Regions from separate parts of the Mus musculus genome. Here region 1 is linked to region 2. A link is a loop called in an ENCODE intact Hi-C map of the cell type or tissue named here. Cell type or tissue: heart. All regions are shown on one strand. Each heading gives the region's core, and the rest is flanking DNA. Links, peaks and the distances in the headings are about the cores only.

Region 1 (16,464 bases), core at 3,251-11,250, 130 kb before region 2:
TAGTCTTCTTCCATAAGAGTCCCCATGTTCCATCCAACGTTTGGCTGTTGGTGTCTTCATCTGTCTGAGTCAGCTGCTGGATGAAGCACTTCAGAAGCCAGCATGCTAAGCTCCTGTCTGCAAACATAACAAAGTATTATAAATTTCAGGGATTGATGCTTGCCCATGGGATGGGTCTCAAGTTAGATCCATCTAACTTGGTTGGCCATCCCTTGTGCCTACAGTTCTTATAGACAGGATAAATTTAAGGTGGAAAGTTTTGTGTGTGGGTTTGTGCCCCTACCGCTCCACTGGGGTTCTTGCCTCAATACAGGAGGTAGCATCTTCAAGTTCCATATCCTCAATGTTGAGAGTCACAGCTAAGTTCACCTCCCATTGATTCTTGGGCACCTCCCTTTTCCCAGGTCACTGTCTTGTTCTCAAGATGTGCTCCCCACCCTGGTGAGTTGCAGATTTTCATTCATTCTTGTGGCCATCTGGCCATCTGTCCTGTCCTTCCCCACAGATGATCCTGAATCCCTCATTCCCCTACCCAAACCCTCTCCGTCCAAGTTCCCTCCCTCCATTTGCCTCTAATGACTATTTTATTCCCCCTTCTAAGTGAAATTCAAGCATCCTTACTTGTGCCTTCCTTCTTGTTTAGCTTTTCTGCATCTGTGGAGTGTAGCATGGGTATCCTTTACTTTATGGCTAATAATCTCTTATAATAGAGTACATACCATGCATGTCCTTTGGGGACTGGGTTACCTCACTCAGGATGATATTGTCAAGCTCCATCCATTTTCCCACAAAACTCATGGTATCTTTGTTTTTAGTAGCCAAGTACTATTCCATTGTGTAGATGTACCACATTTCCTTTATCCATTCTTCAGCTGGTTGTTTCCAGCTATTATTAATAAACTTATATAAACATAGCTAAGCAAGTGTCTTTGTGGGATGGTGGAATACCTTTTGGGTATATGCCCAGGAGTGGTGTAGCTGAGTCTTCAGGTAGAACTCTTCCCAGTTTTCTGAGAAACCCTCAAATTGATTTCCAAACAGGTTATACAAGTTTGCACTAACACCAGCAATGGAGGAATGTTCCCCTTGCCCCACATCCTCACTAGCATTTGCTGTCACTTGAGTTATTGATCTTAGCCATTCTGATGGGTGTAAGATGGAACCTCACAGATGCTTTGATTTGCATTTTCCTGATGACTAAGGACACTGAACATTTCTGTTTCTCGGCCATTCAAGATTCCTTTGTTGAGAATTCTCTGTTTAGCGCTATAACCTATTTTTTAATTGGGTTATTTGGTTTGTTGGTGTCTAACTTCTTGAGTTCTTTGTAAATTTTGAATATTAGCCCTCTGTCAGATGTAGGGTTAGTGAAGATCATTTCCCAACCTGTAGGCTGCCATTTTGTCCCAGTGACAGTATCCTTTGCCTTACAGAAACTTTGAATTTTCCTGAGGTCCCATTTATCATTGTTGATCTTAGAGCCTGAGCCATTGGTTTTCTGTTCAGGAAATTGCTTCTGTACCAATTCATTCAAGGCTATTTCCCACCTCTCTTCTATGAGATTTAGTGTATCTGGTTTTATGTTATGGTCCTTGATCCACTGGGACTTGAGTTTTGTGAAGGATGATAAATGGGGATCTATTTGTATTCTTCTACATGTAGACATCCAGTTAGACCAGCACCATTTGTTGAACATATGCCTTTTTTTTCCCACTGTATGGTTTTGGCTTCTTTATCAAAAATCAAGTGTCCATAGATTAATGGGTTTATTTCTGGGTCTCTGATTCAAATCCATTGATCAATGTGCCTGTTTCCATACCATTACCAAGCAGTTTTTGTCACTATTGCTCTGTAGTACAATTTGAAATCAGGAATGGTGATATCACCAGAAGTTATTTTATTGTTCAGGATTGTTTTTTGTCTATCCTGGGATATTTTGATTTTCCATATGAAGTTGAGAATTTCTCTTTCAAGGTCTATAAAAATGTATTGGAATTTTTATGGGGATTGGACTGAACCTATAGATTACTTTTGGTAAGATGACCATTTTCATATGTTAGTCTTATCTATGCACAAGCATAGGAGATCTTTCCATCTTCTGATATCTTCTAAAAGTTATTTCTTCAGGGGCTTAAAATTCTTGTCATCTTTCATGTGCTTGGTTAGAGTTACACCAAGATATTTTATATTATTCATGGCTATTGTGTCCCTAATTTCTTTCTCAGCCCCTTTACCATTTGTATAAAAGAGGGCTACTGATTTTTTTTTTAGTTAATTTTGTATCCAACCATTTTGCTGAAGGTGTTTATCAACTGTAGGAGTCCTCTGGCAGAATTTTTGGAGTCACTTATGTATGCTATCTTATCATCTGTAATACTTTGACTTTTTCTTTTCCAATTTCTATCCCCTCGATCTCCTTTAGTTTCCTCATTCCTTTGGCTAGAATTTCAAGTATTATATTGAGTAGATAGGGAGAGAGTGGGCAGCCTTGTCCCTGATTTTAGTAGAATTTCTTGAAGGTTCTCTACATTTAGTTTGATGTTGGCTACTGGCTTGCTGTATATTGCTTTGATTATGCTTATGTATGTGCTTTGTATCTTTGATCTCTCTAATGCTTTTAACATGAAGGTGTGTTGGATTTTGTCAAAGGCTTTTTTAGCCTCTAATGATCATATGATTTTTTTTTCAGTTTGTTTATATAATGGATTATGTTGATGGATTTTTGTATATTGAACCATCCCTCCATCCCTAGGATGAAGTCAACTTGATCATGGTGGAGGATGTCTTTGATGTGTTCCTGGATTTTGTTTGTGAGTATTTTATTGAGTTTTTTGCATAAAGATTCATAAGAAAAGGAAGTCTGAAGTTCTTTTCATTTGTTGAGTCTTTGTGTCTTATAGGTATCCGGGTGATTACAGCTTCATAGAATGAGTTTGGCAATGTTCCTCCTGATTCTATTTTGTGGAATAGTTTGAGGAGTATTGATATTAGCTCTTTTTTGAAAATGTGGTAGAATTCTCCACTAAAAACACTTGGCCCTGGGCTTTCTTTTAGTTGGGAGACTTTTAATGACTGCTTCTATTTCCTTAGGGATTTTAGGGCTGTTTAAATGGTTTATCTGATCTTGATTTAACTTTGGGTAAGTGGTATCTGTCTAGAAAATAGTCCATTTAGTTAAGATTTTCAAATTTTGTAGCATGCAGGCTTTTGAAGTAGGACCTAATGATTCTTTGAATTCCCTCAGGGTATATTCTTATGTCTCCCTTTTCATTTCTGATTTTGTTTATTTGGATTCTGTCTTTCTGTCTTTTGGTTAGTTTGGCTAAGGATTTGTCTATCTTATTAATTTTCTCAAGAAAACAGCTCTTGGGTTACTTAATTCTTTGTATTGTTTTTTGTTTGTCTCTAATTTATTGATTTCAGCCCTGGGTTTGATTATTCCCTTCCATCTACTCCTTTTAAGTGTGTTTGTTTCTTTTTGTTCTAGAGCTTTCAGGTGTGCTGTTAAATTGCTAGTATGAGATCTCTCCAATTCCTTTATGAAGGTACTTAGAGCTATGAACTTTCATCTTAGCAGTGCTTTCATTGTGTCCCATAAGTTTAGGAATATTAAACCTTCATTTTCATTTGAATTCTAGAAATTCTTTAATTTATTTCCTCCCATCAGGACAGTGGTCATTCAGTAGAAAGTTGTTTAGTTTTCATGAGTTTGTGAGCTGTTATTTTTATTGTTATTGAATTCTGGCTTTAATCTATGGTAGTCTGATAAGATACACAATGTTAGTTCAATGTTGTTACATCTTTTGAGGCTTGCTTTGTGGCTGAGAATATGGTCAATATTTGAAAAGGTTCTATGGGGTGCTAAGAAGGTATGTTCTTTTGTGCTTGAGTGAAATGTTCTATAGATATCTGTTAGTCCCATTTGATTCATAATCTCTGTTAATTTCATTATTTCTCTGTTTAGTTTTGGTCTCAATGACTTGAACATCAGTGAGAGCCTTTGGGTATTGAAGTCTCCCCCTATTAACATTTGGGGTTCAATGTGCGATTTAAGCTTTAATAATGTTTCTTTTTACAGATATGGCTGCTCTTGCATTTGGGGCACAGATTTCAGAATTGAAGCATTATCTTGGTGAATTTTTTCCTTTAATGAAAATGTGTCCTTTTCCATCTCGTTTGATTAAAATTCATTAAATGTCTATTTTATCAGATATTAGAATGGCTATTCCTGCTTGCTTCTTAGGTTGGTTTGCTTTAAAAAAAATTCCAGTTCTTCATTCTGAGATAATGTCTATTTTTCTTGCTGAGGTGTGTTTCTTGTATGTAGCAAAATGAAGGATGATGTTTTCTCATCCATTCTCATCATTAGTCTGTGTATTTTTATTGGGGAATTGAGTTCGTTAATATTGAGAGATATTAAATGACCAGCATTTTGCTCATGTGAGGTTATTTATTTCCTATGTTTTCTTGCATGTAGTTACCCTCCTTCAGTTGGATTTTCCTTATAGTTTCTGTGGGGCTAAATTTGTGTCTAGATATTGTTTAAATTTGGTTTTATTATGAATTATCTTGTTTTCTTCACCTATGGTGATTGAAAATTTTGTTTGGTATTGTAATCTGGGATGACATGTTTTTGGTGTCTTAGAGTCTGCAAGATATCAACTCAGACCCTTCTGACTTTTACAGTACCTGCTAAGAAGTAAGGTGTAATTTTGATAGGTCTGCTACTATATGTTATTTGGCCTTTTTCCCTTGCAACTTTTAATATTCTTTCCTCAATATGCACATTTAGAGCTTTTATTATTATGTAGTAGGAGGAATTTCTTTCCTGGTCCAATCTATTTAGTGTTTTGTAATATATATGAAAAACCTTCTCCTATGATTTTATTGAAAATATTTTCTAGGCCTTGTATCTGGGAATCTTCTCCTTCTATTCCTATTATTCTTAGGCTTGGTCTTTTCATAGTGTCCCAGATTTCTTGGATGCTTTATGCCATGAACTTTTTAGATTTAGCATTTTCTTTGATAGATGTATTAATTTCTTCCATCATATCTTCTATGCTAGAGATTTTCTTTTCCATCTCTTGTATTTTTGTTGTTGTTGTTGTTGTTGTTGTTGTTTTACTGTAGTTTCTGTTCTCTTCACTAGGTTTTTCATCTCCAGGATTCCCTCATTTTTGTTTTCTTCATTGCTTCTATTTCTATTTTTAGTTCTTGAGCAATTTTATGCATTTCCTTCAACTGTTTGATTGTATTTTCCTGTATTTCTTTAACTTAATCATTTCCTTTTTTGAGGCTTCTATCTTTACAAGATTAGATTTAAGGTCCTCTTCTTGTGTGTCTGCTGAGGTAGGACATCCAGGACTTGCTGTGACAAATCCACAGGATTTAAGACTTTCTTTTGTACATTTCATACACAAATAACTATTAGAACACAATGCTAGAAGATGACACAAATACACCCAAACATACATCAACCCAAGATCTCAGAAACGTCCGTGGAACTGAGGGTCCCTGAAAACAGTACACTGTTGCTTCGTGGAAGTCTCTTTTTGACCCCCACTTTTAACTTAATCAGCACTGGTTCAGGCAACTCTAGCTGCTGTAACAAATAAACACAAAAGACATGATAGGTCGAAGCCTATAGATTCTTGGTATCTTTAAAGTCCAAAGTATTCTTCCCTGGCAGGCAGCTCTCATCTAAGAAGTTGGAGACTGTGATTGTTGCCTTTATATTGCTGTGACCTCAATAACTGAGAAACAGACTCAGAGAGGAAAGATTGGTTTTGGCTCTCTGTTCCAATGGAGTCGTTCATTACAAGTGGGGAAGGCAAGGCAGTGAGAGCATGTGTTATGCCCCGACTCTGCAGGAAACCCAGGAGAACTCAGGAAGTGCAGAGTCTGCTGCAGGTGGGCATGGAAGTCTTTTTATCGAAAATGAGTCAGACTCGGATCGCAAACCTTCCCACAGTGCAGGATAGAGTGTGCCCCCAAGCTCGGGTGTCTTAACACTTATATATGGTGTAGTTAGAAATTCCTTGAATGCTTAGGGTGAAGGGGAGGGAAGGCGGGTGAGGTAAGTCATAACTCAGACAGGATACCATTTGGTAGGGTGGAACTGTGAAACTGAGAGGGGGATTAAAGATTGTCTTTTGGGGGGCTATCAGGAACTAGTTCTCCCCACCACCTTTGTTTTTGTTTTGTTTTGTTTTGTTTTTTGCTTTTTTAATTTGGTTTTTGGTTTTTCGAGACAGGGTTTCTTTGTATAGCCCTGGCTGTCCTGGAACTCACTTTGTAGACCAGGCAGCTGGCCATAACTATCTGTGACCTCTGATTACCTCTTTTCTATGATTTAAGCATGAGACCCTAATCTCCTTTCTTCAAGGATAGGCACCAGCTGCAGCTGATTATCTAGGAGAATGCAAGCCTTGATGCCACTGAAACTGAGGAGATTTTGTCATTTGTCTTACTTAGGTTGGCACCCATGGCTCCTTGAGTCCTCTCTGAGCGGCCAGATGTGGAAAGAACCCCCACGTTTGCTGCAAGGCTGGAGAAGGGGCAGAGGTGGGCAAAAGCAGAGCTTCTGAGGGAAAGCACAGAGGCTAACCTCGGAAGCAAACCTCACCACGCTTGCTGGGGGAGAGCCTAAGGGGTAGTGGGACTTCTGCAGGACAGTGCAGAAACAAGCCACCTCTGCACTTCACAAGCAACAAAAAGAAACCAAAGAAGGAAAGATGGGGGTCCAGACCATCGTTTATTTTAATCGTCCAAGCCCCACTCATAGTGGCTTACTTCTTTCAGCTATTCCCTGCCTCCTAAAAGCTCCATGACATCCCAAAATAGTGTCAACCAGCAAGGAGCTCAACCACTCAAAATATGAGTCTGTGGGGAGATATTTTAAATGCAAACAAGAAAACGAATACCTCCCACCTTGTGGCTCCAACTTTTAGACATGAATTCTATGCCTGCTGTAAAAACCACAGAAGAAAGAGCCTGGTGGGTGGGAAGAAGCAGAGCTGTATGTTGTCCAGACCTGCAGTGCAAGTGTCGCCCCCACTCATTTGTCACCTCAACTAGGATACACCAACGTGGTCCCGCACAAACCAGGGTCTCGGGAGGCCGAGATCCGAAGACTGAGATTAAAAGAAGAGAATTTGGACAACTGCATCAATCCTTGCTTAGTGGTTTCCAGGGAAAAAATTTATTTAGCAACTAAAGGGAAAAAAAAAAAAAAAGCAATCACAAAACAAACATGCAACATGTGTGTCTTATCCAAACCAAGACACCAGAGACTAGATGGAGTCATTTTCTTGCGAGACCACAAGGTGGCTCTGTAGGGCTTCAGAGTCTCGAGGTTTTGCTCAGCGGTCCTTTGCAGTGAAGCAAGATTAAAAGGATTTTCCAGTGGTCTAAGCAAAGATATAAACGGCCCTATTCTTCTAAACCTGGCTCAAAGAATTGATCTGGGCCTGCCTCCACCTCGAGGAGATTAATAACTGGAAAAAAAGAGAAGTCAGTGAGGTTAAGCTGAGCATGGAGGTGTCCGCTGAGAGCAGCCCCTGTGTGTGGAAAGTCTGGCCGCACCTCCAGCTCTGCCCTAGAGTGCTCAGTGGCGCATAGCCTTTTGCTACCTCTGTTTCATTTCCTGTGGAATGGATGCATAAGGCTACTTAAATTTAATGCGTTTCTCCAGCTTCTCCAGGTGTTTTCACAAGCATCCTCTGCTCTAGGATAAATAAAATAAAATAGAGGTGGAGGATCCAGAGGGTAAGACAGTAAGCAGGCACTCCAGTGTGCCTCTGCAAGAAACGTATGGGCGGAACACTAGTGTTAGTGCTGTGTTCTCCAAGTGGTTCAGCTACAGAAGACAGGGGATGAGCTAAGGGCTCTTTGTCCAGCATTCTCACATTGTGTTAATGAAACACACAGAGAGAACTGAAAATAGGATTCTTATTCCCAAGATGGGATCTAGCTCTAAACTTCTACCTCAGCTATTGCAAATCAAAAGTACACTCATGGAGAGCTGAAGAGAGGGCTCAGGTGCTCTTCCAGGAGACCTGAATTTGATTCCCGGCACTTATATGTTAGCTCTCAACTATTTGTAACTCCAGCTCCAGAAGACCTGGCCCCATCTTCTCACCTCAGCTGGCAATGAATGGACGCAAAACACTCAGACACAAAATAAAATAAAATAAAATAAAATAAAATAAAATAAAATAAATCTAAAACCGGATTTTAAAATCACTCAGAAGAAATGCACAGTCATATAGTTAGGTGTGGCTAATTAGGCAATAGCATGCAAATCTCTTTTTTCCATTAATTTATTAATTCACTTTACATACCAATCACAGTCCCCTCCCTTCCTCCCAGTCCTTCCCCCTCACACAACCCCTCCCCTGTCCCCTATCTCCAATCCTCCATCCCTCTTCGCCTTCACCTCTGAGAAGAGAGAAATCTCTCCTGGGGAGCCAGCTCATCTGGATACCTCAAGTCAGACAGCGTTAGAGTATATCCTCTCCCACTGAGTCCAGACAAGACCGCCCAGTTAGGGGAGCAGGATCTGCAGGCAGACAACAGAGTCGGGGGAAGACCTCAGTTCTATGTTGGGGGACTCATAGGATGCAAATCTTTGGCTTCAGACAAAGTAGAAATAAATTCACAGTTAAAATGTATCTTTAGGTCTGGAAATAGAACCTGATGGTAGAGTGCTTGCTTGGCACATGTAAGGCCCTAAGTGCCCCAAAAGCAGGCAGGGTGGCGACGGTAGAGGGTAGAGGGTAGAGGGGGGAGCGGGTGTATTTTATTCCCTATGTGATTTCCAGATCCTGTGATATTTACCAATGCCTTGCACGTAACATAAGCAGACCGCGTTAGAAGCTAGAAGTAATACCAGATCTTGGGGGCCTATTCTTCGCCTAATGCTTAACAATAACTCTACATATATGATTTTTTTTTTCATCCTCACACTGATCCTGAAATCAGGGAACAGTTTAACACCTCCTTCCAGGTGATACTTGACAGAGTTAGAAATTCTGCAAAGTGGCATCAGCAGGGAAGAGCAGAAACTGAGCCCGGCAGTGGTCCACTGCAGTGTGGCCGCACACGTTTGTACACAGATACCACAGCTGCTGCTGCTACTAAGTTACTTCCCACTGCTGTCTAAACTCACTCTGCACTTGGTGTGTGGCAACCTACAGGCTGATAGGGGAGCCCTCTCTGCACAGACTCTCAGAGAGGATAATAATTGAAGCCGTGCTGCCTCACTTCCTGTTTCCTCCCCACCATTGTGCGGACAAGAATGGCTTTTCTTACAATGTTCTGGCAGCTACCCATGACCGGGGTCTGTGCCAATACGATTCAGATTCCATCTGTGTTCTGGGCTAGTGTTCAAACGTGTCCTGAGTCTCTCTGGGCCACTTTATTCCTCCCGCACTGCTTTGAAATCCTGTCGTTAAGGATAGAATTAAGAGATCGAATTCTGAGCAGCACTGGGCACCCAGAACTTGGAAGCCCTGAGACTCCAAGCATAAAGCTGACCACCCAGAATCCAGTCCTGGGGGGGGGGGGCTGCTCGCTCCAAAGGGGCCAGACAGAGACTTCTAGCTTGCTGGGAGGGGTGCCTCATTCCTGCCCAACAGCCCCAGCCCTTTGTGTGGGCTTTGTTTTGTCTTCTAGGGCAAAAGCTCATCCCTCTGCCACTCCTTTACAAGCCAGCTCATCTGAAGGGACCAGTTAGTCACGGATTCCAAGTCATTAAGGAGAGACAGCACGTTTTAGTAGCAGAGCTTCCCTCGGACTTTTAAATCCTAAAAGGACTACCACATGGCATCTAGTTCTTCCTCCCTGGATGCGGTGGGGAGGGACTGGGAAGTTCAAGACTCTTTTTGAGCTTTCTGATCGAGCCTCTTTGGACATCGGCAGCACTCATAATACTCACTGTTCAAAGCTGATCTTTATAGAACACTGGGCACTTGGTCTGTGGAACTAAGGCAGTTCCAATTCACTGTGGTGTCATCATTGTCATTTGACAGAACATGGAGTTCTAGTCTAGTCTAGCTATGCCCAAGGACGTACCTCTGTGGAATCCGGTGGTTACAGGATAGCTAGTGAGGAAACAGAAATATCATGAGATAGCTTTTAAAGGCGTCTCCCTCATCTCCAGAGACCTGTGCTGGTTAGCACTCAATTTTCAACATGACTGGCTAGACATCTACATCAACATTCAGATCCTGTACTGGCTATTTTTGTGTCAACTTGACACAGCTGGAGTTATCACAGAGAAAGGAGCTGAGGAAATGCCTCCATGAGATCCAACTGTAAGGCATTTTCTCAATTAGTGATCAAGGGGGAAAGGCCCCTTGTGGGTGGGACCATCTCTGGGCTGGTAGTCTTGGTTCTATAAGAGAGCAGGCTGAGCAAGCCAGGGGAAGCAAGCCAATAAAGAACATCCCTCCATGGTTTGTGCATCAGCTCCTACTTTCTGACCTGCTTGAGTTCCAGTCCTGACTTCCTTTGATGATGAACAGCAGTATGGAAGTGTAAGCTGAATAAACCCTTTCCTCCCCAGCTTGCTTCTTGGTCATGATGTTTGTGCAGGAATAGAAACCCTGACTAAGGCAGATCCCTTTACCAGAGTAGCTACACACACACACACACACACACACACACACACACACACACACACACACACCAGTAGAGGACTCAGTAATAATCGATGACAGGCTCAGGCTCTGGTTGTCAGAAACAGGAAGTAAAGTGCAATGACCTAGGACCAAGGAACCTGGTAACCCAGGGAAAAGATTTAAGAGAAAAATCAGATGACACAATTAGACCCTAGAAATAAAGAAGACTACTAGGGGTTCTGGGTCTTTGTTGTGTCAGGTTCCAGAATCTATCCTGGCCCAATACACCTTAGGTATGGAGGCAGACTGTTTGCCCACAGGACATGCAGACCCTCTTAGCAAAGAAAGTCGCAGCATTAGCAGGTTGCTTTGCTGGGTATGGCAAGTTTACCAAGATGATTCACTGGCCACCACTAGCTGTGGAATTACTTTTCATGATTTCTATGAAACTACTATTTAAGAGGCTGTTTCTTGGGTAACTAAGGCTGTTTCTTGGGTAACTAAGGCGAGAGTTAGGAAACAGATATCATGTGGCTTTAAACAGAGCCTCCCTCATCTCCAGAATCCCGTGCTGGTTAATGCTCAGTTTTCAGCAGAACTGGTCAGACATTTGTAAGAACTATATTTCCCATTCTGAGAAACTTGGCAAGCAGAATTGCTACAAAGAGCTACTGAACTATGCAAAAGTTGAAACTCCCTGTGATCTGTGGGTTAGTAAGGATCCCCTCAGTGGCTGTTTTATGTCTCTTTGTGCCCAGCCTGCACAGTATAGCAAAAGAGCCTTTCCAAGCACACGATTCTGTGGATGGGAAAAGGAAATTTACCAGCACATACTCACTTTCCCGAACATCTAAACTTACGTATTTATTAGCTTAAAACACATACAAATCACATACTTGGTTACTGTTGGGTCAGGTGGGTAACTTCCTCTCTTATACCTGCACTTGATTCTTTCAAGTGAATCAATAAACAACTTTGCTTCACCCTGATTCATTCTGAAAATCTTTCCTATGGCACATATCAAGGACCTGGGTGTGCCTTCAGGATTAGAGTTCCCTGAAGCCCCGATCCCCATGCTGGCAATGCTGCATTGCAGTTGTATAACAATAACTAGGAAGTCATGGCCTGAATCTCACCTTCCACTCGTTTCATTGACTTCTATTTTAGTTAGGGTTTTATTGATGCGAAGAGACACCATGACCACAGCAACTGTGGGAAAACATTGCATTGGGGCTGGCTTGAAGTTTCGGAGCTTTAGTCCATTATTTTCCTTGGAAGATGCATGGCAGCATGCAGGTGGATACAGAGCTGGAGAAGGAGCCATAGGCAGCAGAAAGACACTGCCCCACTAGACCTAGGTTAAGCATATGAGAGCTCAAAGTCCACCTCCACAGTGACCCACTTCCTCCAACAAAGTTACACACACTCCAACAAGGCCCCATTTCTTAATAGTGCCACTCTTTATGGACCTATGGGAGCCATTTTTACTCAAATCACCGCTATGCATGATCATGATTCTACACAATCCAGTGATTCATGACAAGCAGTGATGATAGCACACTTACCAGACTGCCCACCCAAATTCTAGGATCCCTTGACTGGAACCTCCCGATTCCCTCCTTTGGGTTATGTAAGTGTTTGGGGTATATACTCCAACAAGGCTCTGAAACACTCTTAGGAGAAGGAAAGACATTGAGGGACAGATACTGAAGTAGATTTGGTGAAGCTTAAATGGTTAATTAATTGAACATAATAGAAACAAGTCTTTGAAACTTCAGGAATTGTTCTCACAGATAAGTATATTAATCTCTGGCCCCAAGTGCCTGCTCCCTAGGTTCTGATTTGTATATCTTTTATGTAGGTAGAGCAAAGGAATTTTCCTGATCAGTGTGAACTGATTTATGTCTATTTATTCCTGAATATTAGCAAGATTACTTACAGTTTATAAGTTGACATTACTACTACTAACTACTAACTACTACTACTACTACTACTACTAACTACTACTACTACTACTACATTTGTTTTTTTACAGTCCAGTCATTGCTCCACTCCAGGTCCACCCTCCCACAGTTCCTCATGCCATTTCTCCTTTCCCCATCTCCAAGAAGATGTTCTCCCCACCCCCACCAGACCTCCCGTCTTCCTGGGGCCTCATGTCTCTTGACTGTTAGGTGCATCTTCTCTCACTGAGGCCAGACCAGGCATTTTTCTGCTTTATGGGGGCGGGGGTGGGGGAGGTTCTGACCAGCTCCTGTATGCTGCCTGGTTGGTGGCTCAGTTGTCTGAGAGATCTCGGGAGTCCTGGTTAGTTGAGACTGCTGGTCTTCCTGTGGTGTTGTCTTCCAGCCTTTCCTTAATTCAACCACATGGGTCCTCAGCTTCTGTCCATTATCTAGATGTAAGTATCTGCTTCTGTCTCAGTCAACTGCTTGTTGAGACTCTCAAAGAGCAGCCATGTTACACTCCTGTCTGTAAGCACACTATAAGCACCGGTAATAGTGTGAGGCCTTGGAATCTTCCCTTGATCTGGATCCCTAATTGGGCCTGTCACTGGACTGCCTTTCTCTCAGGCTTTTCTCCATTTTTGTCCCTGTAGTCTTTTAGACAGGAACAGTTCTGGGTCAGAGTTTTTTGACTGTGGGATGTCAAACCTATCCCTCCACTTGATGCTCTCTTTCTACTGGAAGTGGACTCTATGAGTTCCCTCTCTCCACTGTTGGGCATTACATCTAAGGTCCTTCCCTTTGAGTGCTGAGAGCCTCTCACCTCCCACTTCCCAAGGTTGCATATCTCCATCCATTCTGCTGGCCCTCAGGGCTTTTCTACTGTTTCCACCCCCATACCTGACCATGTTTCCCTTTTCTCCCCCCCCCCCCACTTTGATTTGGATCTAGCTCAAGTCAATCTTTCAGCATTGGACAAACTCTGTCACTACATAAAAAAAATGCAGATGGGAGAGTGGTTTAACTTGTAAAATGGTAGTATGAAACTAAATTTATGCTCAGAAGACAAGTGCCCTGTTGAATAAACAGAACTGGCCTGGTTACAGGAGCAAGAAGTTAGTTCCTGCCTCACACTGGCCAAGTGGGACCAACTGCATCAAATCTCTGCAAATGACTGCTATACTCATCCTCTCTTCTCCATAGGGTGTATGACCATCCTTGAACTTTCAGCTGCACTCTAGGCATATTCCTTTTTCCATCTTTCCCATCATCACACCCTTAGCACTTAGCAGTAACTACTCTCAGAAGGTGGCTTAATAAACTTGTGAAAGATGAAAGAGAGACAGTACAGTACAGCTCTTTGACGTTTCCATAACACATTTCATCAGATGATGATCCTGGGACCTCATTCATACCTTACCCGACCTTCAAAACCTATTATTCTGGCCTAGAATTATGAATTAGTATCCCATCTCTCTCACTAAGTTGCAAGCCACTGAAGTTATAAGGAGCATCATTCTCATCTGCTCAGCTTCATGCCTGAAACACAAAGGAAGGCACATGGACACTCTAAATGACCTTTGAATGAATAAATAAATTAATGCTTTATGGATGACTCTCCTCACCTCATCAGAAACACTCTATCTGCAAGGAATCCTTTAAACATACACCAGAGAGTGTGCCCAGATTTTACATGTCGTAAGGAGCATCCTTGTGCAAAGACATAAAGGGAGAGCCTTGGGGTCTGAGAATTATTTATTCCTATTTTCTACTCTGAGAAAAACAAGTTATTTTTACATCATTAGAAAGAAAGAAAGAAAGAAAGAAAGAAAGAAAGAAAGAAAGAAAGAAAGAAAGAAAGAAAGGAAGGAAGAAAGGAAGGAAGAAAGAAAGAAAGAAGAAGGAGGGAAGGAAGGAAGGAGGGAGGGAGGGAGGGAGGGAGGGAGGAAGGAAGGAAGGAAGGAAGGAAGGAAGGAAGGAAGGAAGAAAAGAAAGAAAGAAAGAAAGAAAGAAAGAAAGAAAGAAAGAAAGAAAGAAAGAAAGAAAGAAAGAAAGAAAGAAGGAGAACTATAATGTTTTTAACTCCACTGATTTTGAAGTTAACTAAAACATTTATGAAAAAATGGAAGTTCTTGTATGGTAGGATTAATACAAATTATCCATCTTGATTCTGCCAATGCTCAGAGTTTATTATGCCTAGTGTAAAATGAAATAAATGTAACATGGTTGCACAAATCTGTTGTAAGCACAAGAACTTACATGGTGCAATAACCAGGATTAATATTTACTTGTCGAGTCATCATGATCTGCATTTCCCAGTTTCTCTAAAGGTTTTTTATCAACACACATAAAATTGAGTGACTTGAAATCATAGAAATGTATTGTTCTGAATGCTGTAAATCTGAACTTAAGGTTTGGGAATAGCCATGCTCTCTAACTGCTCCATGGTTTCCAGTGTCTGGTGTTGGCTAGTCATCCTTGGTGTTTCTTCATTAGTAGATGCATCACTCCACACACATTGTTGTACTGTCCCTGTCTCTTCAACACCTCTCTCTCTCTCTCTCTCTCTCTCTCTCTCTCTCTCTCTCTCTCTCTCTCTCTCTGTTTGTGTGTGTGTGTGTGTGTGTGTGTGTGTGTGTGCAAATTTCCCTTTCATACATTACACAAGTCATAGTGGGTGAGCTTCTACCCTAATGGTCTCATTTTATGCTTGTGTCTATGTTAATACCTGATATCCAATAGAGGCAGATTCTGAGCCCCTGGGTCTTATTTCTTCAACGTATCTTTTAAGGGATAATTTTTGCATTTATACCCATAAAATTTTCATTGCTAATTAGTGGATGGAAGTAGATTCCCCTTATTAGATGTGTGGTCATTTGTTTCCTTTTTCATTCCTGTCATTCTTTCCCACTTTCTCCACTAGTACCAAAGCCTATGGGGAAATGAATATTATATACATCTTGAAAGACATTTCTAGAAACAGTATCTTTTGAAAAATGAAACTATTCATATCATTCACTTATCAGCTAACCTTTCTTTGTGGCATTTCTTTGCTTATTTTTGATATATTCTTCATTCCCACATTGACAAGGGGCAAAGTAGTCCATATGCTTGTGTCAAAGGTACACCTCTCAACTTCAAATTCGCTGTAGGAAGAGAAGAGCTTCTTATTTGATGAAATATCAGAGGAAGGTTCTGTCCACACCATACAGATAAGGCAAATAATTAAAAGCATATCACCAATATCCCTTCTGCCTGCTACAAATGTGCTGCTCCAGAAAAAAACCCTGTGCCTTTGCAATCTCCACAATTATTCATGTGGTTGTCACATCCATACACAATTCCTTCCACAGATTAATTCCTACAAAAAAGTGGGATTCTTTTTGCACGAGCTATTTTACAAGTCTCAGGGGAAGCTCAAATGAAAAAATGAGTGGGAAGTTTCTTTTTTGACTATAAAATTCATGCAAAAGTCATGGGTCACTCATTGCTGCTGTCTCCTTCCGAACGCAATAGGACTGCAGAGGTTCCCAGTGAGGGAAGGAAAAGAATGACCACTATTTTTAAAGGTCTACTTAATTGCTACAAGGTAATCTTAAACTTGGACAAAAGGTTTGAGAACAAGTGCTTAGTTAGTCCAATAGATTTTTAAGAGAGAGTGGCATTGATGCAGAAAAGGAAGCAGAGAAATCAGGACAGTATATTCTAAGATTGAGTGGAACAGGAGGAAACTCATGGACATGGAGCAGTCAAGCAACTGTAATTACTATTAGCTTTCTTAAACACACATTCCCTTAGGGAACTCATCGGTAAACATAGAAAGGATGGCAGAAGCCATATTTATAAGCAAACAAAGATTTTGAAATTGACCATGGAAGCAGTAGGAAGTCATTCAA
Region 2 (16,464 bases), core at 4,424-12,423:
GTGGCCCTCCAGTTAAAGTAGGGGCTTATGGAGGGCAGGTGATTAATGGAGTTTTGACTGATGTCCGACTCACGGTAGGTCCAGTAGGTCCCCGGACACATCCTGTGGTGATTTCCCCAGTTCCAGAATGTATAATTGGGATAGATATACTCAGAAATTGGCAGAATTCTCATATTGGTTCCCTGAACTGTAGAGTGAGGGCTATTATGGTTGGAAAGGCCAAATGGAAGCCTTTAGAGTTGCCTCTGCCAAAGAAAATAGTGAATCAAAAACAGTATCGTATTCCTGGAGGAATTGCAGAAATTACTGCCACTATCAAGGACTTGAAAGATGCAGGGGTGGTGGTTCCCACCACATCTCCATTTAACTCTCCTATCTGGCCAGTGCAGAAAACAGATGGATCATGGAGAATGACAGTTGATTACCGAAAACTAAATCAGGTAGTAACTCCAATTGCAGCTGCTGTACCAGATGTAGTTTCCTTACTTGAGCAAATTAACACATCTCCTGGCACCTGGTATGCGGCTATTGATCTGGCAAATGCCTTCTTCTCGGTACCTGTCCATAAGGACCACCAGAAGCAATTTGCTTTCAGTTGGCAAGGCCAACAGTATACCTTCACAGTTTTGCCTCAAGGATATATTAACTCTCCTGCCCTGTGTCATAATTTAGTTAGAAGGGATCTTGATCGTTTGGATCTTCCACAAAATATCACATTGGTGCACTATATTGATGACATTATGCTGATTGGACCAAGTGAGCAGGAAGTAGCAACCACTTTGGACTCATTGGTAACACATATGCGTATCAGAGGATGGGAAATAAATCCAACCAAAATTCAAGGACCATCTACCTCAGTGAAATTCTTAGGAGTCCAGTGGTGTGGGGCATGCAGAGATATTCCTTCTAAGGTGAAAGATAAGTTATTGCACCTGGCCCCTCCTACAACCAAGAAAGAAGCACAACGTTTAGTGGGTCTATTTGGATTCTGGAGACAACACATCCCTCACTTGGGTGTGTTACTTAGGCCTATTTACCAAGTGACTCGGAAAGCTGCTAGCTTTGTGTGGGGCCTGGAACAGGAGAAGGCCCTTCAACAGGTCCAGGCTGCTGTGCAGGCTGCTCTACCACTTGGACCATATGACCCAGCAGATCCGATGGTACTTGAGGTGTCTGTGGCTGATAGAGATGCTGTTTGGAGCCTCTGGCAGGCCCCTGTAGGTGAATCACAGAAAAGGCCTTTGGGATTTTGGAGCAAAGCTCTACCATCATCTGCAGACAACTATTCTCCCTTTGAAAAACAGCTCTTGGCCTGCTATTGGGCCTTAGTGGAAACTGAACGTCTGACAATAGGACACCAAGTCACTATGCGACCTGAACTACCCATCATGAGCTGGGTACTATCAGACCCTGCAAGTCATAAAGTGGGACGTGCACAGCAGCAGTCTATTATCAAATGGAAGTGGTATATACGTGATCGGGCCAGAGCAGGTCCTGAAGGCACAAGCAAGTTACATGAAGAAGTTGCTCAAATGCCTATGGTTTCTACTCCTGTTACAATGCCATCTGCTGCCAAGCATGCACCTATAGCCTCATGGGGTGTTCCCTATGATCAACTGACCGAAGAGGAGAAGACTAGAGCCTGGTTTACTGATGGCTCTGCACGTTATGCAGGCACCACCCAGAAGTGGACAGCTGCAGCATTACAACCCCTTTCTGGGACAACCTTGAAAGACACAGGTGAAGGGAAATCTTCACAGTGGGCAGAACTTCGGGCAGTACACATGGTATTACAGTTTGTTTGCAAGAAGAAATGGCCAGATGTACGATTATACACTGACTCATGGGCTGTAGCCAATGGATTGGCTGGATGGTCAGGGACTTGGAAAGATCACAATTGGAAAATTGGTGAGAAAGACATCTGGGGAAGAAGTATGTGGATAGATCTCTCCAAATGGGCAAAGGATGTGAAGATATTTGTGTCCCATGTAAATGCTCACCAAAAGGTGACTTCAGCTGAGGAGGAGTTCAATAATCAAGTGGATAAGATGACCCGTTCTGTGGACAATCAGCCTCTCTCCCCAGCCATCCCTGTCATTGCTCAATGGGCACATGAACAAAGTGGCCATGGTGGTCGAGATGGAGGTTATGCTTGGGCTCAGCAACATGGGCTTCCACTCACCAAGGCTGACCTGGCTACAGCTGCTGCTGATTGCCAGATCTGCCAACAGCAGAAACCAACACTGAGCCCCAGATATGGCACCATTCCTCGAGGTGACCAGCCAGCAACCTGGTGGCAGGTTGACTACATTGGACCACTTCCTTCGTGGAAAGGACAGCGTTTTGTTCTTACTGGAGTAGATACTTATTCTGGTTATGGATTTGCCTTTCCTGCACGTAATGCCTCTGCTAAAACCACCATTCACGGACTGACAGAATGCCTCATCTATCGTCATGGTATTCCACACAGTATTGCTTCTGACCAAGGAACTCATTTCACAGCCAGAGAAGTACGACAGTGGGCTCACGATCATGGAATTCACTGGTCTTACCACATTCCCCATCATCCTGAAGCAGCTGGGCTGATAGAAAGATGGAATGGCCTTTTGAAGACGCAGTTACAGCGCCAATTAGGTGGTAACAGCTTGGAAGGCTGGGGCAGAGTTCTTCAGAAGGCAGTATATGCTTTGAATCAGCGCTCGATATATGGTACAGTTTCACCCATAGCCAGGATTCATGGGTCCAGGAATCAAGGGGTGGAAAACGGAATAGTTCCACTTACTATCACTCCTAGTGACCCTCTAGGAAAATTTTTGCTTCCTGTCCCCATAACTCTAGGTTCTGCTGGCTTAGAAGTTTTGGCTCCAGAGAGGGGAGTGCTCCTACCAGGAGCTACAACAAACATTTCATTGAACTGGAAGCTCAGACTTCCCCCTGGTCATTTTGGGCTTCTAATGCCCTTAAACCAACAGGCTAAAAAAGGAATAACAGTGTTAGGAGGGGTGATAGATCCAGATTACCATGGGGAAATTGGATTACCTCTTCACAATGGTGGTAAGCAAGATTATGTCTGGAGTGCAGGAGATCCCTTAGGGCGTCTCTTAGTACTACCATGTCCTGTGATTAAAGTCAATGGGAAACTACAACAGCCTAATCCAAGCAGGATGACAAAGGACGCAGACCCATCAGGAATGAAGGTATGGGTCAATCCTCCAGGAAAAGAGCCAAGACCTGCTGAGGTGCTGGCTGAAGGTGAAGGAAATACAGAATGGGTAGTAGAGGAAGGTAGTTATAAATACCAATTAAGGCCACGTAACCAGTTGCAGAAACGAGGATTATAAAGTAATATGAATGCCCATTGTAAATTTACTAATGCGTTTGCGATTGTACGAGGGATAGTTATATCATGTTAGGCGTATTTACAACCTTGTTATTGTTTCATGTGAACATGAGATATTATTTGTGTCAAGTTGACAAGGGGTGGATTGTAGTGGCTATTCCTGGTTGTCAACTTGACAATATTTGGAATGAACTACAATTCGGAATTGGAAGGCTCACCAGTGACCCTTATCTGGAGGCTTGGAGATCCTTATCTGGATCTTGGTTTGAAGATCTTGAGCCATAGTGGCTATGGATTCCAGAAGATTGAATCTCCGAGTTTAAGGAACACACCTTTAATCTGGGCTACTCCTTTCATCTGGGATTAAAGGTGTGGTGGAACACACCTTTAATCTGGGCTACACCTTTTGCTGGAGACAATATAAGGACATTGGAAGAAGGGAGTCTAGCTCTTGCTCTTGCTCCTTCGCCTGCTTGCTGCGTGAGACTGAGTAACTGCTAGATCCTTGGACTTCCATTCACAGCTGCGACTGAACCATTGTTGGGAATTGGGCTGCCGACTGTAAGTCATCAATAAATTCCTTTATTATCTAGAGACTATCCATAAGTTCTGTGACTCTAGAGAACCCTGACTAATACACCCAGTCTAAAGGCTTCAAACGTGAAAGCAGGGGCTGTTATATGCCACAGTAAATACAAGTCAGGAAAAGCCAGAGGAAAATCTCCCACCTAGAATCCCACAGGCTTCTGGAACTTAGGGAGCAGAGGTAGACAGACACACCCAGGCTCTCCAGCTCCTGACCATCAGCCTGAACTGTTGAGACTTTGAGAGGAAAGAGAAAGAAATGTGCCTTTGCTAGAAGGAAAGCCAGTGAGGGAATTGACAGGCATGAACTTGAATCTCTGCTGGCTGTAAGGCCAGGCGCGTCCCTTAACCTCTAAGTCCAGAGCCTTCTATATAGAGTCAGGATGGTAGCATATCATGCAGAGAATCGCTGGAGGACAGAGAAAGTGAGCTGAAAGCATCAAGTTCCTGGTTATGTTAAGCGTCCAATAAATGTGCGTTCTCTCCACACCAGGAGCGGGTACCCAAGATGTGCGAGAGATGTAAAGCTCTTCAGAGAAATTTGGGAGTTGTTCTTACAGCGTCAAAGGCTCCTACACTCTAAAGCACCTGGGTACTAAAGAACTAGAGATACGCTGTGGAATATCCTTTGCACCACATGAATTTCCAGCATCCTCTTGGGTCCTTCCCATACAGAACTGAGTTTTCAGTACCCAGTGCTCAGACACACAGGTGACAGTGTGCCCTCTGCTGTCTAGACTAAGACACACACTTCACTTTCCAAGGCCTCTGGGCAACTGTAGAAATCACAGCAGGGAAAGGGCTACAGAAGCCACCTCTCTGATCTGCTTGTTCTAAGGCTTTGGCCAAGGTCGACAGAGGAGAAACTTCTAATCATTTGACTTAATGAAATAAGAAAAGTTGGTTATGATATTGTCAAATCCTCACAGGCATGGCCTGGGAAAAGAAGTACACTCTGGGCATGCACAACAGTTCTTTCTAAAATACGGAGAGAGAGAGATTCAAAAGATGCTTCCTGCTTCACGATATGGAAATGTGGAAAGGACTACGGGTGGGAAGTACAGGAAGGAGCAGGGACAATCTGCAAATAAAATCTACAATGGCAAAGATACATGTTTGCATTTTCTTCCTGATCAAGAATGAAGTATACATCCAGAAATAATATGATATCTATTAAGCATAGTGGGTGACAATTTGGGGCTTTGAAGATGAGAAGGAACACAGAGAAACTGCTCAGTGCTCTCAACCACCTGGCCATCTCTAGTCAGAATTGGTGCTTTGGTGTCCCCAAAGCTAAAAGAGGGCCAGAGAACACATAGCTTCTCATTTATTTCCACTGTAAGGCCTTTTAAGGACTTGCTTTGTTACTTTCCCTTCATTCTCCCGTACATAAATAAATAAATAAATAAATAAATAAATAAATAAAGGATGTGAGAACTTTAGGGATCAAACAGCCACAGAGGAATCAATACCCCCAGATGATCATGTGGCAGTGATGGGGAATAACAAAACTGTCCATAAGGAAAATGACTCCAAGAAGCTGGAACCACCCTTCCCTTCTCTTCACCAGCAACCCCAGAGATCTAGTTTCTTCTGCTTCCTTGCTTGTTTCATTGTGTTTGCATTTTGAGAAGTAATCTTGAGGCCTCAAACATGATTAGCCTAAGCTCTCCAATAAGTTGCACACCCTTGTCTACTTTGACAAGGAAGGTGGAGATTCCTCAGTTACCCTGCAACTGAAATCATCCCTCTATGTAATGATGCCTTATTTTTCACACATCCTTTTCCCTTGACTCATCAGGATACAGACTAGTACGCTCTTCTGTCCTAATCTTGAGGAGACACAAAGAAGCATTTGTGAAAGAGAAATTGACAAAAAGAGGAAAGAAGAATATAAGTATAAGAATAGGAAAGGGGCTGGGCAGTGGTGGCGCACACCTTTAATCCCAGCACGTGGGAAGAAGAGGCAGGTGGATTTCTGGGTTTGAGGCCAGCCTGGTCTACAGAGTGAGTTCCAGGACAGCCAGGGCTACACAGATTAACCCTGTCTCGGAAAAGAAGAAGAAGGAGAAGAAGGAGAAGAAGAAGGGAAGAGAAAGAAGGAGGAGGAGGATAAGGAAGGAAGGAAGGAAGGAAGGAAGGAAGGAAGGAAGGAAGGAAGGAAGGAAGGAAGGAAGGGAAAGAGGAGGAGGAGGAAGAAGAGGGGGAGGAGGAGAAAGAAGAAGGGGAGGAGGAGGAGGAGGAGGGGGAGGAGGAGGAGGAGGAGGAGGAAAGGATTGGTGAGTTGGCTCAGCGGTTAAGAGCACTGGCTGCTCTTGCTGAGGTCCTGAGTACAATTCGCAGCAACTATATGGTGGCTTACATCCTCCTATATAATGAATAGTTAGCTTGAAAGGCAAGATGAAAAGAGCTACCACAGTGCCCATATAAGACAAATATTGTATTAATAAACATAAAATGAATACAGTCCAACAAGACTGTTTCCTTCATTTTTCTGAGGATATGATCGTCATTAATATTATATTTCTCATATGTTCATAAATACGCTGTAATTTAGCAATTAGAGATTGAGAAAATTGGAGATGTGGTTGTGAACTCAATAGTAGCACACTTGAGAAAACACTGTCTGGTGGGTAGTGGATTTGAACACTTTTCTATTACTCTCAGGTTACTGAAGTGCACAGAAATCTCCTATGGCAAAAGACTGGGACACCGAGGAAGAATTTCATTCGAAGTTGACAAAATTTTGTGAAGGCAAATTATTCTCTGCTAATAAAACAGAGTTGCCCATCCTTGGAACACCTAAAACATTGCAACAGCCAAAAATTGTGTGTTCAGTCACACAGAAGTTAACAGTTCCATCTGAAAAAGATTCTAGAGTCTCAGTTTGCTAAATAACTCTGGTAATCAATTGAATTCCCATGGCTTCAAGAAGGTTGAACCACTGTACCTCTCAAGTAGCTTGGCTATGAGCAAATACATAAATGGCAACAATTTTTATACCACCAGAGGGCACTGTTGTATAAACTGTGAAGTGAGAACATGTAGTCTGCTTTGCTTTTAATTTATGAATCATAAAATTTTCCAATATACTTTATGCTTTAAATTTTTATTAGCATACATACATTATATAAACTGATGGTATCTGAAAGAGAGACAGACAGAGACAGAGGAGTAGATACAACCTAGAGAGTTGGCTGGGAAAAGAAATTTTGATTGAGAAAATACTCCATCAGATTGCCTGTAGGCAAATGTGTCAGCCATTTTCTTGATTAATGATTGATGTAAGAGAGCCCACCACATTGTGCCACTCCTGGGCAATCAGTCCTGGGTGGTATAAGAAAGCAGGCAGAGAGAGCAAGCAATGGAGGGCAGGATAGTAAGCATTTTTCTTCCATGGTTTCTGCCTCCAGGTTTCTTCCTTGGCTTCCTTTATGGATGGTTATCTGGAATAGCAAACCAAGTAAACCCATTCCGCCTCGAGTTTCTTTTGGTCATGGTCCATATTGCAGTTATGGAAAGTAAACCAAGACAGGTTGATCTCACGTAACACTGACTATACTCACACCTTCCCACCACCTCCTCCTGCTCGCCTGTTCCTCCTGTTCCTTTCCCTAAGTAATCCCACTCTCCTGTATGTATCATCTACATCTAGGCTCTACATAATGGGGAAACCTGTAAAAGTTTCTGTCTTTCTCGGTCCGATTTATTTCACTTAACATGGTGAGTTCCATCCAGTTCCATCCACTTTCCAGAAAATGGCATAGTTTCGTACTTCTTCTTCTTTTTTTTTTAAATTTTATTTATTAGGTATTTTCTGTATTTACATTTCCAATGCTATCCCAAAAGTCCCCCAATACCCTCTCCCCCACTCCCCTACCCACCCACTCCCATTTCTTGGCCCTGGCGTTCCCCTGTACTGGGGCATATAAAGCTTGCAAGACCAATGGGCCTCTTTTTCCAATGATGGCCGACTAGGCCATCTTCTGATACATATGCAGCTAGAGACACGAGCTCCGGGGAGTACTGGTTAGTTCATATTGTTGTTCCACCTATAGGGTGGCAGAGCCCAGTTTTGTACTTCTTTATGCCTGAATAAAAGCTCCACTTTGGATGGATAACACATTTTCCTCATCCATTTATCTGTTGATAGCCAAGTAGACTGATTGCATACCTTAGCTGTTCTGAGCACTGCTACAATGAGCAGGTTATACAGGAATCTCTGTAGCATGCACACTTTGGGTGTGTTCCTAGTATGTCTAGATCATAGAGTAGCTCCTTATTTAGTTACTCTAGGGGCCTCTATATATTTTCCATAGTAACTGTAGTAATTCACACGCCTCTCAGAATTGGATAGCCCCACCCTAATCCTTGTGAATGGCGGCTGATGCTCATTTGTTTTCTTGGCAGTAGCAGTCCTGTTGGAATGAGATGGAATCTAAGTGTGGTTATCAGTTACATTTCCCAGAGACTAAGACCCTTGGTTGTTGGTTTTTTGGTTTTTTGGTTTTGTTTTGTTTTTTGTTTTGTTTTTGTTGTTGTTTTTGCCACAAACCATCTCAACCGGGTATGAGGGTCCCTGGGACGAGGGTCCTGAAAGGCTGAGTGGGTAAGGATTCGGCGGTGACAAACAGAAACAAACACAAAGGCAGTTTGAATCTGAGTGTATTTTGCAGCTCTCAAGCAAGGGTTTTTATACATTAAAAAAAAAGTATTAAAACTCTTAGAAGATGTGTCCAGTAAAGCAATCATGAATATCATCATTGTCATTTGGTACAGTAAAGCACAAAACTCATCCAAATATTACAACTCTGAGAAGATGTATGCACTGGGGCAGTCATCCAAAATGTGGGGCATATTTCCAAGAACAGGTTAGTAGATATTTATGGTCACTTATTGTTTAACATCTAATGCCTGATTTTTTTTTGTAAATCTTCAAAGCATTAATTTAAACTATTTTAATTATTTTTATTTAAGGCTTTCTTTACCATATACCAAAGCCTACTTCTGATGACACACTTGAAGCCATATGGAATTATGTTGTTGGGAAAGTTTTTGTCTACCATAATACTATTATGCAATTTTGTAAATGATTTATGAAGTAAAACACTGGTTTCCTGGAGATGAGGTCATGGCTAGTGACCCATTCTCAAGGGATGATTTCTTATCTATTTCTCTCGATTAAGATCTTATCCTAGGCTATCAGGAACATGTAAATAAGAAAAGGAATAAAAGAAAGTAAAACAGATAAATCGCCATGAGAACTATGGCTCAATATTTTGTTCTGGCTAAGAGCTCCACAACTGGTTCCAGGAGGCCTCTTTCTTTTGAAGTTTTCACCTCAGTCTGTGGAACTTGTCACACAGATTCTACTGGGGTTGGTGTGGCAGTTCTTATTGCTGCATGAATGTAATATTTCCTCTCAACCTTGATTTGCATTCTGATAACCCTTTCTTATGTTTGACCTGGTCTATTGGTGATGCATTCCATTGTGGTTTCTTTTTAATTTTTAATCCCTGTTTATTCACTCATTCATTTATTCCAGAATCCTAATCCCTTGAAGAATTTTATGACATGTTCTTTAATATCTCACCTATGTTGCTGACTTTGTCATCCATTCTGACTTAACTTTGGTGGGGAATTTTCTTATTTCATTCAGCAGCATAAGTCCTCTGCAAAGTTGTGGACCATTATAAAATTTTTAATTCTTTGACTTTTGTTTTGTTTTGTTTTGAATATTCAGAAGTTGTGAGCTTTTGGAGGTGTCCTATTGGCCTCCTTCTTCATATTTTCTTGTTGTTGTTGTTGTTTTGTTTCTAACTTGTGATTTTTGCGAGTGTTAAATGTCTTTCAGGGGCTTTCTGGGGTTTTGCATGTAGTTTTGCACTCTACCCACCTGTACTCCAGAAGGTGATCTCACAACCAGCCCACTCCCAGCTCCCCTTGAATCCCCAGATAAAAGACACAAACATGCTGTTGTTCAATTTCAATTTGCCTTCTTGGCACAATTGCTGGGTGCTACTATCTCCTGCCTAGAAAAGTATGCCCTTACTAATATCTTATCTCCATCTCTCCTACCTGCCCTATTCTTCAGTTGCTCTACTGCCCTGAATACCCACCTGTAAGAGTGGCCTGTGCAGCCCCTCTGTTTTGATGTCTCACATAGTTGCCCAGTTCTCCTCTCTCCAAGGCATAGCATACTCTCCTCTCCTCCTTTGTGTCTCCCTGACTTCCTCCCAGGACCCGGAAGTCCTGCCTGTACCTTCTGCCCAGCAATTGGCCCAAGGCTTTCTTTTTTGACAGATCAAGAACCAATTAGGGAATAGGACCTTAATATCAGCACTGCCCCCTACAGTTTTCCCCTCCCCTATTTGACTGTTCTGTCTTATGTAGGTCTTCTTAAAATATATTTCCCTTCTCTTGGACTTGGCTATGATCCTCACCACCTTTTTTTTAGAGAAGAGAAGCAGAGAGCAGGAACAAAAAAACAATGAATCGACAGCTGAGCTGGAGATGGCAAAGCTATTGTCGCCTAACAGATGGGATTTCAAACAAAAACTAGAAGAGATAAAGAAGAGTCATGGCATATTAATAAAGGGAGTAACTCATCAAGAACATATTGAACAATTGAAAATATATGCACAAAATATTGAAGTTGTCAACTTCATAAAACAAACACCAATGAGCATATAATATTTAGGTTATGATACATAATAGTAAGTGACTTGAATAATGCTCTTCATTTCCATATAAGACCTCCAAACTAAAACTCAACAGAGATTTCAAAGTTAAATAACACCATGGATAAATTGGACATAACAGATATCTACAGAATATCTTACCCAACTTATAAAGAATGTACATTCTTCTCAGCAGCCCATGGAACTATCTCTAAAACACCCAAAAATAAAGCCTCTACAACAAGCCTTAACAAGTAAGTACAAAAAAGACCTAAAATAAATTCCTATCAGGTAATAATGAAATAAAACAGAGAACCAACAGCTAGAGAAAGTACACAAATACTTGGAGACTGGAAAAAACACTTTTATTTTTTAAGACCAACAGCTCAAGAGGCTGGCTTCAGGCTTGTTCTGTAGCTGAGAGTGACCTCATGCTGATCTTCTTCTATCTCTTAAGCGCAGGGGTTGTATAGGCATGTGACATCACACCCGGGAACAACACACTCTCAAAGTGGGCCAATACAAAAGTTGGGAGCAAATTAAAAATTCCTAGAATCAACTGAAAAATCAAAATTAGAGTTTCTCAGACCATCTGAGATTCAACTAATGCAGTTTTACAAGGTAATTGTATAGCTGTAAGTCTTTAAAGACTGCATGTATCTCAAGCTCTTAAGAAAACAAAAACAAGTCAAATACAAAATAACATGTAGCAAGATATAAAAAATACCAGGTCTGAAATTTATGCAATAGAGAAAAATGTATAGAATTAATTAAATAAAAATTTGACTACTTGAAAACAATAAAAACTAGCAATCTCTAGCCAAACTAACCAAAATAAAGGGCAAAAAATACCCACATTAATAATATTTAAGATTTTAAAAGTGATGTATGAAGATGATTAGGAGGATACTCTAGAAGGAGTGAGTAAAGTTAGGCACAAGTGACCTACCAAAATTAAATCAGGAATATAAACAACCTAAGCAGATCCATCACAAGCAATGACATTGAAAAGGCAATGATAAACAGTCTTCCCCAGAGAAGAGCCAAGGACAAAATGCATTCACATAGTCCACATACTGATTCCATGGGATGACTCCAGAATTACGAGCACCTACTACTCTTACAAAGAGCCCTGGTTCTGTTCCTAGCACACACATGGGGGCTCACAACCACCTATAAGTCCATTTCCAGGGGATCCAACATGTCTTTCTTGCCTCCATAGGCTCCTGCATGCAAGCACTGTCCTCTGACCTCTATGGATGTATTCCTTCTCATACAAATAGACACGTATACATATCTCTTAGACATTGCATTGGTTTTATTGCATTGAAGAACAATTTTTAAACATCCTGCCTATAAAAAGTACACTTTACGGAGTGCCCACATGAGCATAATCCAAAATAGGAAGCCACTGAGGAAAGTAAAGTCTAAGTTGTCCCCCTTAGGAACTCCAGCATCAAATTTTCCATACTGAGTTCCGTGTAAAGTGGCCCCAGGGATTTCATATTATTATCTTAAAATCTACAGACAGCTCATTGTTTAAAACATTGTACATTAAGCACTTTAGTAAGGGAAAGGACAGCCTCAGCTGAAACCAAAACAGAACAATAACAATAAGTTCAAACAAGCAGCCAAGTGGTTTCCTTGGATTGTCTTTAGTTGCTTTTGGCACCACATCAACATCTCGGATAAGAACCACCTGAAGCTAATAGGATGCACACACAAATAACAGCCAGTGGTCACGTGGCTTCACTGGATATACATTTCATGAGTAACCACCATGAGACCAGTGGTAAAAGTGCAAGAATGAGCAAGCTACATGCATAAGGCTTTTGCAGGCCTAGGGATATAGTGACAGAACACATAAAACAGACAATAAACAAAGACACCAAATTACTGTTGTCTGGGTTTCATTCTGGTGGGGTTACAGGAGCAGCACTAATTTTGATAGTATGGTTGCAGAAGAGATTTTTCTTAGAGGAAGCAATAGAAAACTAAACTTTTATACACTATATATTGACCACAGTTTCCCCTCCACCACTCAGTATCACTTTCTTTTTTCTTCTTTTTCTTATTAGATATTTTCTTTATATACATTTCAAATGCTATCCCTAAAGTTCCCTATACCCTTCCCCCCACCCTGCTCCCCTACCCACCCACTCCCACTTTCTTGGCCTGGCATTCCCTTGTACTGGAGCATATAAAGTTTGCAATACCAAGGGGCCTCTTTTCTATGTGAAGCATTTCTGCATTCTTTGTGCTCCAATGTCGATCTCTGTTCCACTGCAGAGCTGTTTGTTTGTATTTTCGCACTGTATCTATCTACATATACACGTCTTGTATCAGCTAACCTGTTATCAAATCTGAGACCGAAAGAACCTTATATAAGTCTAAAAATCTGTGGATCCATTTATTTTCTGCTTCCATATGAATTTTTAGACTTTTTTTTCAATTTCCTGGAAGAATTTCTCGGAATTTTGATGGAAATTGCATACACTGAATCTGTAGATTGCTTTTGGTAGGATGGTCATTTTGACAATATTAACTCTACTGATCCATGTGCATGGGAGATCTCCACAGCTTGTAGTGTCAGCTTCAATTTCTTTCTTCAGCATTTTAAAATTTTTGTTGTACAGGTCCCTCACTTCCTTGATTAAGTTTATTGAAATCAATAGTATTTTTTTAGGCTATTGTAAATGGGATTGTTGTTCTGGTTTCTTCCTCTGCCCCACTCAGACTGACTGTCTTTAGTACATAGGAAGGCTACAGATTTTGTTAATTAATTTGTTAATTTTGTTGTATGTTAATTTAGTATCCTCCTACTTTATCAGCTCTAGGAGTTTCTTTGTGGAGTTTTAAGATCTTGTGTAATTAATGGGACTGCAATTGGTACAGTCAATATGGCAATCAGTGTTGCAGTTCCTAGGATAACTAGAAACAGATCTGCCATATGACCCAGCTATACTACTCCTGGATATATACCCAAAGAGTTTTATTTCCTACAACAGAGACAACATGATCAATCATGTTCATAGCTGCTCTAGTCACAATATATAGGACACGGAAACAGTCTAGATGTCAATGACTTGATGAATGGATTGTGAAAGCATGGTGCCTACGTAATGGAACTATATTCAGCTATAAAGAAAAACAAAATTTGCAGGTAAATGGATAGGGGTGAAAAACATTGTACCCAGTGAGATAACACAAACACAGAAAGATAAACATCCATGTTCTCACTCATATGTAGATCTTAGTGTTGAACCCTTAGATGTGTGCATTTAACTTGTAGTACCACTAAAACCAGGGATCTAGAAAAGGACCATTCATGGGGGGAGGGGAGAGAAAGACTATAAGGGAGCAGGGATAGAAAAACTAGGTTGATATAAAGAGGAAAGAGAGAATAATGGTAAGTGAAGTGTAGGTGGGGAAGGGGATGGGAACATAGGGCAAAGAGGGGGGTAGGATGAAAAACTAACACTAAAGATGATTGGAAATCTATTTTGTAAGTTTAATGTGTGAGAGTACGCATGTGTGTCTGTCTTTGAGTGTGTGTGTGTGTGTGTGTGTGTGTGTGTGTGTTTTAGTGTGTGTGTGTGTGTGTGTGTGTGTGTGTGTGTGTATGTGTGTAAGAGAACAGAGAAGGATGTTTAATTGGAGTTTCTGAACAAAGGGGGGTAATATTAATCCCAGAATCCATAGATTATCAAACATAAAGCAAAAAGTTCAATTTCTCCCCGTGTTGTTGGTAATAGATGTTTCAGGAGCCTGTACTGCTTGGCTTTTGTCAATTTGACAAACTTAGTCATATCTGGGAAGAGGGAATCTTTTTTTTTTTAATTAGGTATTTTCTTCATTTACATTTCAAATGCTATTCCAAAAGTTCCCCATACCCTGCCCCCCCTCCCCTACCCACCCACTCCCATTTCTTGACCCTGGCGTTCCCCTGTACTAAGGCATATAAAGTTTGCAAGACTAAGGGGCCTCTCTTCCCAATGATGGCCAACTAGGCCATCTTCTGATACATATGCAGCTAGAGACATGAGCTCCGGGGGTACTGGTTAGTTCATATTGTTGTTCCACCTATAGGGTTACAGACCCCTTTAGCTCCTTGGGTACTTTCTCTAGCTCCTCCATTGGGAGCCCTGTAATCCATCCAATAGCTGACTGTGAGCATCCACTTCTGTATTTGCTAGGCCCCGGCATCGTCTCACAGGAGACAGCTATATCTGGGTCCTTTCAGCAAAATCTTGCTGGTGTATGCAATAGTGTCAGCATTTGGAGGCTGATTATGGGATGGAAAGTCTCTAGATGGTCCATCCTTTCATCTCAGCTCCAAACTTTGTCTCTGTAACTCCTTCCATGGGTGTTTTGTTCCCAATTCTAAGAAGGGGCAAAGTGTCCACTTTGGTCTTCATTCTTCTTGAGTTTCATGTGTTTTGCAAATTGTATCTTGTATCTTGGGTATTCTAAGGGAAGAGGGAATATTAATTGGAAAAATATGCCTTCACAAGATTGGCCTATAGGCACGCCTATAGGGCATTTTCTTGATTAATTTTTAAAGTTTAAGAGCCCCACCCACTATGGGTGGCACCACACATAGGGAGGTGGTCCTGGGTTCTATTAAAAAAAAATGCCAGCTGAGTGAACCATGAGAAGCAGGCCAGTAAGCAGCACTCCTCCATGGCTTCTGCATCAGTGCCTGCTTCCATATTCCTGCCCTCTTGAGTTCCTATCTTGACTTCCCTCAGTGATAGACTGTTACCTAGAAGTGAAAGCTAAAATAAACCCTTTCCTCCTCAAGATGCTTCTGGTCATGGTGTTATATCATAGCAATAAAAATTCTAAGACTGACAGACAAACAGACTGACAGACAGACAGACAGACAGACAGACACACACACACACACACACACACACACCAGGCTATTGACATTGGTCTTGGTTATCCACCAGAGCTTGACAGTAGGATCATTTTTCTGAAGACACCATCCAGTTTGGCCAAACATGGAGAAATCACCTTGGAATTGACCAGAAAGCTTCTTCCTGATGATTAACTTTCACAGTACTGAAAGGTGTCATGTATGCTAACTGGAAAAGAAAATCCAACAGTCTTACCCAGCTGTGAGCCAAACCATGTGAACTACAATAGTGACCAACATGTGAACACATGCTCTGGAGTACTACAGTAGCATAAATGTTAGAAAGGCAACCAAATGCTTCTGTTTGGATTTAAGGCCTGTTCCCCAGAAAGAAACACATACCTGGTGATGTAAACCTGAACAAAAACCTGTGGTTGGGGAGCTCACAGCCCCTAAGGATGAGTTGCTATGATTTTTCTGAACTAACATAGCATCAAGTGTCCCTCTAAGTCTGAATCCCTAGGCCCGTATTTTAGTACAGCTCCTACGGATCATCAAAGAAGTTTCATCATGCATGGATAATGATTAGCACAGAAACAACTAGTCAAGGTCCAAAGAATGAGTGACAGTGGAAAGCCCAACCAAATGGAATACCTAGACCAGGCCACTGACAAGGCTCAAGGACCTTTGTGGGAGAGGGTCAGAAAGATGGGTAAGAGGTTAGGGAGGACCAGATCAAAACAGTAGGACTCATGGCAGGACACCAGAAGGCTAAGCGATGCTGGCTGGACTTAGGCTACACAGAGTAATTCTAACCTTGGCACTAAAGTGACCAAAAGCAACTTAGAGAGGAAAGGATTTATTTGGCTTGCATGTACCTAGCCACAGTCTACAAAGGGAAACTAATGCAGGACCTTTTATTATTATTATTAATTGTTTTATTTATTTACATTCCAAATATTGCCCTCCTTCCCCATCCCTCTTCCAAGAGTTCTTCA

Evidence for each region. Peaks named below come from ENCODE experiments on the same cell type or tissue, not always from the same donor. Only the 100,000 strongest peaks of a DNase experiment are listed, where the experiment ranks them.
Region 1: it touches region 2 in a loop (13-fold over the local background); 24 of 42 quality-filtered maps call a loop at or near these places.

Annotation. Positions count from the first base shown.
Region 1 is chr7:93,086,699-93,103,162 of GRCm38, reverse strand. No RefSeq gene overlaps it. Among named protein-coding and RNA genes, the nearest start is that of Fam181b, 15 kb to the right of the region's middle. In heart, for the core only: CTCF peaks have their summits at 7,312 (motif pointing right) and 9,193; a DNase peak (open chromatin) is centred at 9,282; H3K4me3 peaks cover 461 bases; H3K27ac peaks cover 319 bases; H3K27me3 peaks cover 228 bases.
Region 2 is chr7:92,955,764-92,972,227 of GRCm38, reverse strand. No RefSeq gene overlaps it. Among named protein-coding and RNA genes, the nearest start is that of Gm40448, 87 kb to the right of the region's middle. In heart, for the core only: CTCF peaks have their summits at 4,663 (motif pointing left) and 6,935 (motif pointing right); a DNase peak (open chromatin) is centred at 12,247; H3K27me3 peaks cover 4 bases.